Linked DNA regions of Homo sapiens: region 2 is linked to region 1. A link is an interaction called in ENCODE POLR2A ChIA-PET data of the cell type or tissue named here. Cell type or tissue: B cell. All regions are shown on one strand. Links, peaks and the distances in the headings refer to the core of each region. The heading gives the core; the rest is flanking DNA.

The links. ChIA-PET counts read pairs that join two places held together with the same protein. Peaks named below come from ENCODE experiments on the same cell type or tissue, not always from the same donor. Only the 100,000 strongest peaks of a DNase experiment are listed, where the experiment ranks them.
Region 2: POLR2A ChIA-PET joins it to region 1 with 7 read pairs; 3 of 35 experiments call an interaction of 5 or more read pairs at or near these places.

What each region holds. Positions count from the first base shown.
Region 1 is chr6:105,456,931-105,462,281 of GRCh38, forward strand. It overlaps LOC105377921 (a long non-coding RNA gene), which reads left to right. Exons shown (of 2, transcript XR_942832.3): 1 at 1-164. Among named protein-coding and RNA genes, the nearest start is that of PREP, 57 kb to the left of the region's middle. RefSeq lists enhancers at 2,277-2,546, 2,557-2,616. In B cell, for the core only: no CTCF peak of the experiment used is centred there; no DNase peak of the experiment used is centred there; H3K4me3 peaks cover 581 bases; H3K27me3 peaks cover 321 bases.
Region 2 is chr6:105,290,425-105,295,775 of GRCh38, forward strand. The region is part of intron 10 of PREP (prolyl endopeptidase); the gene reads right to left. Among named protein-coding and RNA genes, the nearest start is that of PREP-AS1, 14 kb to the left of the region's middle. In B cell, for the core only: no CTCF peak of the experiment used is centred there; no DNase peak of the experiment used is centred there.

The DNA.
Region 1 (5,351 bases), core at 86-5,085:
AAGAGAAGAAACTGATTACTTAAAGAGGAGAGAGAGCTGTAAAGAGAACTACGAGGATGAGCATCAGGCTTAAAGTGGCTTAATTTATAAACGGATAATTTAAAAATAGAATTGGAACATTAAGCCTTAATATGACCTATACTCCTCGCAATCCAGAAGTGAAGGTCAGTATTTAACCAAACCTCAGAGGTTAAGGAACATACACACACACACATATATACATATATATACACATATAAATATATGTGTATAAAATGTGTGTGTATATATATATTTAGAATCAAGATAAAATATATCCTGATATTATAAAATACTTACTCTAATAAGAAAAATGGCTAAAAACTAATGACCCTGAACAATCAAGGTTGAGTTTTGTGCCTCTTAAATCAAGAAAAATAGTGATAAAAAAGAGTTTTGTGCCTCTTGATACATATACAAACATACATACGTGTGTGTGTGTGTGTGTGTGTGTGTGTGTGTGTACACTATAAATACTGCCTAAAATGTTTAGGTCTGATCTCTAATGTACTGATCTCTAATGTACAGAGGAGTAGTATGGGGTAGAAAGTAGGGCATGGTGTTTGGAACCAAATATCCGAGGTTTGAGTTTTTGTTTAGCTGCTTGCCGTTTTCCTTGACCAAAATTTTCTGAGTTTCAATTTTCCTATTTTTGAAACTGTCGTGATAATAGAAAAGTGACAACTTGCGGTGTTCTGTAAAGTCTAGGCAAATTATATACCATCAGTAAACATTTTATCACTAGTTTTATAGCTCTCATTCAAATGCTTCCACGATCCCACCAAGATTCATGAATATCATCATCCCTTCAATTATTTAGTAGATGATAAAATGAGCATTAAGAAAAATCCCTTTGCATGAGCCAAGAATTCCTGGCTGTGCTGTTTATGTTTATTCACTGATTTTTCAATAATTAGGAGAGCAGGAATAACAAAAACACCAATAAAAAGAACTCAGCTTAGTAAAAGTAAGGTAGCCAGAAAACCAATTTCAATGTGTATTTTTATACCTCAGAAAAACCAATTCGCTTTGTAAATGGTGTGTCGGGACCATCCCTAAGGGTCATTGTCCTAGACCAATGGTATTAACTATCAGTCTATGTTCAGAACTGGAAATAGAAATACCTCCAGGTATTTGAAGAAGAAAAGGATTTAACTCAGGGAAATAGGCCCTTTAAAAATTACTGGAAGAGCTGTAGGCACCACTGAAATTTTTGAGTTTAAGGACAAACTGCTAGTGCTTCTTCAGCAGCTTCTTCAACACCCACCCTCCTCTCCACAGCTTTGTCAGCAGAAAAAAAAAAAAAAAAGGAAAAAACCAAAACTACAGATCATCTCTACTAATGCCTGTAGACAAAAGGATAGATGATGAGAACTTGCAATGTGTTACAAGATCAAATGTTCAAGGTGTAAGGGATGAGCTCATGATAGTTGGGTTTTAGCTCCTGAGGCTGATAGGGCTGTTTTGTGTTCAGGTGATCAGGAAAAACAAACAGAGTCACTTTCTTCATTTATGAACCTGCAAACCAGAGACTCTAAGGTTTGATATAAACATTCTGCCTAGTCAGTATATAATGTTGACAAAGATGAAAAAAATGTTAAGCCAGAGATAAAACAAAAATATTTTTACCACTATAGAGAGAAACAAAGGAATAATCATTTAACCGCCATTTTCCCCTTACATTATAGGAATTTCCATACCAGCAATTTTGGTGGCCATTAAAGTGAAGTTGAGGGAACTGGATAGAAGAGAATTACCCTGACTTTACACTGGAAAGTACCCTTAGCATTGTTCTAGATGGTGACCTAGAGAGTGCCTGATTCATGCAGCTTTATGTGAGTTGAAATTGAAAGTTGGCTCTGAAATCACAAGTTTTACAAAATTCACTCAATGGAATCTTAAATGATAATAGCAAAAATTTCTCTGCATCTTTTGCATAGATGTTTCCTATAATTTTAGTGTCAAGACATATGTTCTAATAATGTTTCTTCACTGGTATCCTCTCCCCTGAAGTTTGACACTCTTGTACTTAGTTTTCCTCCTGGAGTCCCAGGCAAATAATTACTATTTTTTTTTTTTTTGGTTGGCAGACGTTATTTGAACTGCCATCCCTATTATGAGATTCAGGTGAGAACAGGCTTGGGCAGGGAGGGAAGCACATACGTGCATAAATGTGCCATATCGCCATGTTCTTGTTGCAAATCCTTTAAGTGACGGCAACGGAGCCAAGGACTGACTGGGAGGTCAGTCACACACCCTCACAATCTGGTGCACTGGCATCCGTTGTGCTCAGAGTGGTTTGTTTCTGACAGTTACGGCAGCTGGATCAACACTTATTTTTTCATAATGACTCAGATCTTCATGTTCTGTTGCTTTGGGGTAATACCTATGACAAATATTAGGATGTGATGGTGCTGGGCTAGGAAGAGTGGACGTGACAACGAGCACTCACTCTAGGACGTAGTATCTGAAGGCTTCAACTCTGAAAGTCTAGTGACTCAGCTACTCAAAATCCTACATGTCACATTTCTATAAACATCCAACATCTGCTCCTATAATATATATGAGGGGATGTCATAAAAGTTGGATTTTATGACAAAAGTTTTGTTGTCTAGAGAGTCTCTCTGATGAAACCGTGAGGCATAGTTGTGATCAGTTTTAAGAACAGATGGCATTTTTGTTGGTTGTTCACATCTGTTGAGACTTAATGATATGCTAGGCACCCCCCTATAGGTTTATGTAGGACAACTCTACGAGGTAGGCAGTATTATTATTATTATTACCATTTTATAATGGAAATGGACACACAGAAGGGTTAAGTAATTTGTCCAAGGTCAAACAGCTTCAACAGAATCATCTAAATCCCAGAAATTGGGATCAGGTTCCTCTGTGGGACTTCTGTTCATGTTACCTTCATCATTCTGGTCACTCAGCCTCAAAACGTTAGATCTTGGAGGGACCTGAGAAGTTATAGAGGAACACATTCATTGTAGGGATGAGGAAAACAAAGCTAAGAGAGCATTAAATATCTGTCCTGAGGATCTACAACTGGATTGTGGCAAAACCAAGACTAGCCAATGTTGTTTTTGTCTCTTACATCACACTCTGGCTTTTCTCTGCCCATTGTTCTTTATTGCTAATGAATCACCAGTCTTATTCACTTCCTTCTTAACTTTTCTGATCTCTGCCCCTTCCTTCCTATCCCCCAATTCAGGTTCTGGTTACTCTTTGCCTGGACAACTACAGCAGTCCTGTGGCTTCAGGACTGCCCATCTTTTTTTTTTTTTCCAAGTAGATTGAAATTGGAGCAAAAGTAATTAGTAATTATAAAATCACCTTTTAAGAAATGTTATATTTATTCCATTCAGTCATTTCTCAAATGTTGCCAAATTTCTCCTTTGTAATTGCTAATTGTTATTTTAAAAACGTCCACCTTAAACATTATTAGTGCTTAGCTCTCCCTTGTAATTAGATGCAATTATCAGAACATAGTTTATATTAACCTGGGTTTGTGTGTTGTGCTGTGTGAGCCATACTTCCTACTGACTTGTTCCTGTCCCCGATAAAAATTCCTTCCTTTATTTTCGCATAATCTTAAAATTTTTTTTAAAAAGAAAGCATGTTCATTATAGAAAAACCCAGTGCATATAAATAATTACAGAAGAAAAATCTCAAAACACTTAGACTCTTATTCATCCAAATCAAGGTTAACACATTGCTGTGTATTATTTCTCTTTTATGTGTAGATTTTTCTTTTTTAATGTGCAAATTTAGGAAAAGAACTAATATTCCTCTTTGTTAAAATGTGGATAATAATACCTCTATCACAAATTTCTTGGAAGAATAACATGAGAATATATATGAATGACATGGACAGGAGGCAGGGAAATACTGGGTAGAAGAGGGTGGTTCCTCGGCAAAGGCACCACCCTCAAGCCTGGAAACCTGTGGCCCTAAATGGGAATGGGCATTCCTGTTTTTGTGTCCAAATGTTGCCTTTTGGCCTGCCACACCCCCCCATCCTGTACCTATATAAACCCCAAACCCCAGGCTCCACAAGCAGAAGAGCAAAGGAGCAAAACAGTGGCAGAGTGGCACAGCAGAGAAGGAAAGAACAGAAAGAGCGTCTGAATGTCGAGAGGAGTTCGGCTGGGAACAGAGAGGAGATTGGTCACAGGACAGCCAAACTCCAGGGGAGGATTATCTTCCCACTCCATCCCCTTTCCAGCTCCCCATCCATCCCACTGAGAGCCACCCCCATCACTCAGTAAAATCCTCACATTCACCATTCTTCAAGTCCATGTGACCTGATTCTTTCTGGATGCTGGATAAGGAGTCGAGTACCAAGAGGGCAGAGGGCAGGGTGTAAAAGGCTGTCACCCTGACCCTCCGCTAAGCTGGTTTAACACTCAGCTGTCCGTGGATGGCAACTGCTAAAAGAATATTAATTGTAACACACCCTTAGATGCTACCATGGGGCCAGAGCCCAAAAACGCTTGCCCTGACTCCTGCACCTGCCCGTCTGCATGCTACCCCTCCCATAAGGCATTTCAGTGCATGGTGACCCGAGCAAATGAGCCACACCCTTATTGCAATTTCTCCAAGGGGATTGGGGAACTCTCCCATTCTATGAATATACTTGGCACGTAGAAATTGCCCAACATATGGTAGATATGAGCTGTTTTTATATTCAACTCTTCAAACTCCTGGAATTAGTTTTGATGTCAAGTTTGAAATAGGGATATGATTTCATTTTTCCCCCAGTGGTTAAGTAATTGCTTCACTTTTTCAAAATTAAAGTTTTAATTTAGAGATAACTGTAGATTCACATACGGTTGTAACAAATTATACAGTGAGATCCTGTGTACCCCTTACCTAGTTTCCCCCAGTGATAACATCTTGCAAAACTATAGAACGATGTGAACCAGGATGTTGACACTGGTACAGTTAAGATACAGAACATCTCTGCCCCACAAGGATCCCTCTTGTTTGCTGCCCTTTATAGTCACATCCAATTCCCTCCTGCCCCCACCCACCTTCTTAACCACTTGTAACCACTAATCTGTTCTACATTTCTATAATTTAGCCATTTCAAGAATATTATAGAAATGAATCATATAGTATATAACACTTTTGATTGTTTTTTTCTGCTTAGCATAATTATCTGGCGATTAATTCAACCTTTTGCTGTATCAACAATTCTTTCTTTTATAGATTAACTTAGAGAGAATAGGTCCATTTAGGAGAGGCCATAATGTCTCCATCAATTAGTCTTTTTAAAAGTCCCATGGAAATGTTTTGCTGTTTTCTTTATTGAGTTCTTATAAGTTTTT
Region 2 (5,351 bases), core at 287-5,286, 170 kb before region 1:
CTGTTCAAAAAACCGAATTCCCTCCAACTACCCCCAGCTTCTCATCTAGTTTCAAATCCAGGTCCAGCTGAATTCTCCCCAGGCTGACCCCTCCTCATGTACCCTGATCTTCATGCAGCCAGCTGGACTGATACACTCCTCATCCCAGCTGACTCTCAGACCCTCCATCATTCCCAAAGTGCTCTCTTGATGCTTCATGACAATTCAACTTCCTCCTCCCATATCACTTTTCTTGCTACCATCTGTAAGATTTCCAGTATCTGAAAGCCAGCCTGCAACTCTCTTATCTGACTCCAGGACAAAGGCATCCTTGGAGAAAACCATTGAAAGCACAAAGTTCCCATTATCCCTGTAGTTGCAGAAATATATCCAAGCTTTAAGTTGGTGTGGTTCTAATGCTAAAAACAATATTTTGAAAGCGGTCCAAAATGAAAGGACATTGTGAAGATGACTTAATTGTGGGCAAGAAAACTCCTTACAAGAAGTTTCTTTATTTTAGTCTTGAAATAAACATACAGGCATACCTCGGAGATATATTGATTTTTTGGTTCCAGACAACCACAATAAAGCAAGTGATACAAATTTTTTGGCTTCCCAGTGCATATAAAAGTTATGATTACACTAGACTGTAGTCTATTAAGTATGCAATAGCATTATCTAAAAAATGTGCATGCCTTAATTAAAAAATGCTTTATTGCTAAAAAAAACACTAATGGTTATCTGAGACTTCAGCAAGTCATAACCTTTTTTGCTGGTGGAGGGCCTTGCCTTCGTGTGGATGGCTACTGATAGATCAAGGTGATGGCTGCTGAAGGCTGGAGTGACTGGCATTTTCTTAAATGAAGATACCAATGAAGTATGCCACAATGATGGACTTTTCCTTTCATGAAGGATTTCTCTGTAGCATGCAATGCTGTTTGTGATGGTTAATACTAAGTGTCAACTTGATTAAATTGAGGGATACAAAGTATTAATCCTGGGTGTGTCTCTGTGGGTGTTGCCAAAAGACATTAACATTTGAGTCAGTGGGCTGGGGAAGACAAATCCACCCTTCATCTGGTGGGCACAATCTAATCAGCTTCTAGTGAATATAAAGCAGGCAGAACAACATGAAAAGGAGAGACAGGCCTAGCTTCCCAGCTTACATCTTTCTCCCATGCTGGATGCTTCCTGCCCTCAAACATCGGACTCCAGGTTCTTCAGTTTTGGGACTTGGACTGGCTCTCCTTGCTCCTGAGCTTGCAGACAGCCTATTGTGGGACCTTGTGATCATAAGTTAATGTTTAATAAACTCCTGTCCTTCTAAGAGAACTCTGACCAATACACTGTTTAATAACATTTTACTCACAGCAGAACTTCTTTCAAAATTGGAGTCAATCCCTTCAAACCCTGCCACTGTTTTATCAATTAAGTTTATGGAACAAACTAAAACCTTTGTTGTCATTTTAACAATGTTCACTGCATCTTCACCAGGAGTAGATTCCATCTCAAGAAACCACTTTATTTGCTCACTCCTAAAAAGCAACTCCTTATCCATTCAAGTTTTATCATGAGATTTCAGCAGTTCAATCACATATGCAGGCTCCACTTCTAATTCTCGTTCTCTTGCTATTTCCCCAACATATGCAGTGACTTCCTCCTTTGAAATCTTGAACCCTTCAGAATCATCCATGAGCGTTACAATCACTTCTTTCAAACTCCTATTAATGCAGATATTCTGACCTCCTCCCATGAATCATGAATGTTCTTCATGGTATCTAGAATGGTGAATCCTTTCTAGAAGGTTTTCAATTTACTTTGCCCAGATCCATCAGAGGAACGTATGGCAACTACAGCCTTACAAAATGTATTATTTCTCAAATAATAAGACTTGAAAGCCAGAATTACTCCTTGATCCATGGGCTGCAGAATGGATGTTGTGTTAGCAGGCATGAAAACAACATTCACCTCCTTGTACAGCTCCATCAGAGTTCTTGGGTGACTAGATGTGCCGTCAATGAGCAGTAATATTTTGAAAGGAATCTTTTTTCTGAGAAGTAGGTCTCAACAGTGGGCCTAAAATCTTGAGTAAACCTTGGTGTAAACAGATGTGCTGTCACCCAGCTTTGTGTTCCATTTCTAGAGCACAAAGTAGATTTACCACAATGCTTAAGGGCCCTGGGATTTTCAGAATGGTAAATGAACACTGGCTTAGCCCCTAAGAAGAAAGTCAGCCTGTCCCTTGAAGCTTTGAAGCCAGGCACTGACTTCTCTCTAGCTATGAAAGTCTGAGATGATATCTTCTCCCAATATAAGGCTGTTCTGTCTACATTGAAAATCTGTTGTTTAGTGTATCCACCTTCAACAGTGATCTTAGCTAGATCTTCTGGAGAACTTGCTGCAGCTTCTACATCAGCACTTCCTGCTGCATCTTGCACTTTTATGTTATGCAGACGGCTTCTTTCCTGAAACCGTATGGCCCATCCTCTGTTAGCTTCACACTTTTCTTCTGCAGCTTCGTCACCTCTCTTAGTCTTCACAGAACTGAAGAGAGTTACTGCTTTGCTATGGATTTGGCTTTGGCAAATGTTGTAGCTGGTTTGATCTTCTATCCAGACCACTCAAACTTTCCCCATATCAGATATAAGGCAGTTTTGCTTTCTTATCATTCATGTCTTCACTGAAGTAGCACTTTCAATTTTTTCAAGTTATTTTCCTTTGCATTCACAACTTGGGTAACTTGTACTGAGACAGACCAAAAGCTAGCCAGGCCTCTTGCACATTCCTTCCTCACTGAGCTTAACCCTTTCTGGCTTTGACTTAAAGTGAGATGTGAGAGTCCTCCTTGCATTTTAACATTTAGAAGCCACTGGAGGGTTGTTAATCGCCCTAATTGAGACCCAAGGAGAGGGAGTGAGACAGGAAATGGTCAGTGGAGCAATCAGAACACATACAATATTTATCAATTAAGTTCACAGTCTTATACGGGTGTGGTCTTATACCACAAAACAATTACAATAGTAACATTGAAGATCACTGATGAGGGATCTCCATAACAAACACAATAATAATGAAAAGCTTTGAAGTATTTTGAGAATTATCAAAATGTGACACAGAGGCATGAATAAGCACATGTTGTTGAAAAAATGGCACTGACAGACTTGCTTGATTCAAGGTTGCCACAAACCTTCAATTTGTAAAAAAAAAAAAAAAAAATGCAATTATTTGTGAAGCTCAGTAAAATAAAGTATGCCTGTACATACAATATACATACGTATAAATATTTTATCAAATTCCTCTATGGACACGTGCACACACTCAGCAGTATTTTCTGCCATTTCCATTGATGGAATGGTAATTGAGACTAAACCTAAACCTCCCTCTTCAATAGAAGGGCAAATAACCTGAGTCTTTTGATAACTATGGAAGGAATCCATGTAGACATTTTCGAAACAGCCATTCAAAACAGCCTAGGCATTTTCCATCACGTACTTTCTACTTCTTTGATTTAACCAAAACTGGTTTCCTCCTGAAGCCAGTTTTTCCCCCTTTGTATTTTCATGGGTACAAAGAAGCTCCTTCTTTCAAAGCTTTTCTTTAAGAGGCTTTGGGAGTGTTTCCTTTCTCATTGTCCTGAATTTGCTGGGTCAGGAGAAGAAGCTAACAAACTCCTTGCTTCCATTTGCTTCCCACACTTGGCCAAGAAGCTCCACATCAGAGTCTACACCAGTGGTTTTTGAGCCTTATTGACTGGGCCTACATATCTGTGAAGAAACTGTTAAAAATACAGTTTTCCAGGCTTTATCCCCAGAGATTCTGATACGACAGGTCTAGGGCAGAGCCCCCAAACGTGCAGATTTAATACATATCCTACATACTCTGTGGCAGGTGGATCTGGGCTCAAAACACTGGTCAGACCATCTGCTTTTGTCACTTCCTCTTTCCTTACCAATTAATATCAACTAAAACCAGAAGTTTTCCCACAATTCTTGATCATTTTAATACAAGTCTCTATACTTCTCTTTACCTAGGTCTCCTGTGATTTCCCTCAGTGACTGTAACAGTGAAACCTGTCCAGCATCCTCACCTTAGAGATACCTGAATGCCTCAACACCAAGATCTTAGTTTCCACCCTACCCTAGCCGCTGGTTCCCTCCAATGTTTGCTGTGTGTCTATTATGTGCCAGGGACTGCACTCAGCCCTAGAGATGTAAAGAAGGCGAGCTGCATAATCCCTGCCCTCATGGGACTTAAGAGTCTCCTGAGACAAACCAACAGCACAACGCTCACCCATCACCTTGGTTATACCTTGGCCCTTAGAGCCTGAATTTCTTCTGCAAAGAACTAGGACAACCCACCTTGTAGCTCCAACTTGCTCTTTCGCCACTTCTGTCATTTCCTTACCCCTGGAATATCTGCTTTTATTTTTTTAAAAAACTCTTATGAAGACGTTCAGTTCTTTATATTCTCTCAGGCTGTCAGCATCGCTTGGGCTTTCCTTGCCCAGCTTGGGACCCTTGGACAGCTCTTTAAATGTTACTAAATCCGGAACTCCTCTAATTCTGACCCTAACCCATTGGATTCCTTCTCCTCCCCCAGGCTGCTGGACACTCCGGAAATGGCAACTTGCTTCATTACAAATGAATACTTGATCTCAGCTGGGCTCTGAACTTAGGTCTTATGTCTTTTCCTTCCTCAAAGTCTTCCATCTTTTCCCACCTAAATCAATTCAAGAGTAGTTTCCAATGTTTTCCTTTTTTTTTTTTTTTTATTTCTGACACCACCATTTGCATCCCTCTCTGCCTCTGGCCTTGCCTATCCCTCACAGGGTCCATCTGCTTGTAGCTCCTGGTAAAGCTTCTGCTAACTTCATTCAGCCTCTGCAACCCCAGAGAAAGGAGGATCGCCCTGTCTTGATTCCATTCCTTACTGCCTCCACTACTACTGTGCTCTTTCAATTATTACAGCTTTTGTTTTTTGTATTTTTTCCCTTTCTTTGGCATACAGATAGACTCAAATTTCTCCTATCCTAGCCAACAAAACCTTATGTATCACCCTGTCTGCCTCTTAAGCTACATCTCCATCTTCCTAATCATTAATCCCGAGTACCCCATACTCACAGCTCACCACTTTCCCACCCCATTGATTCCTATCCCCACCCCTGCTCTTTCAAAGGTCATCAATGAACGTTTCTGTCTTTCTCATTGCCTCTCCATCCCTGCCTCTATCCTGTTGGTGTATGTCCTTCCCAACATTTTCATGATTGCATAGAGACACGCCTATTTATATGTTCAAATACACATAGGAGTTATTATTATATAGTGATAAATGGAATCGGGCTAATACTGGGCTATGATTCATTCTCTCTCCTC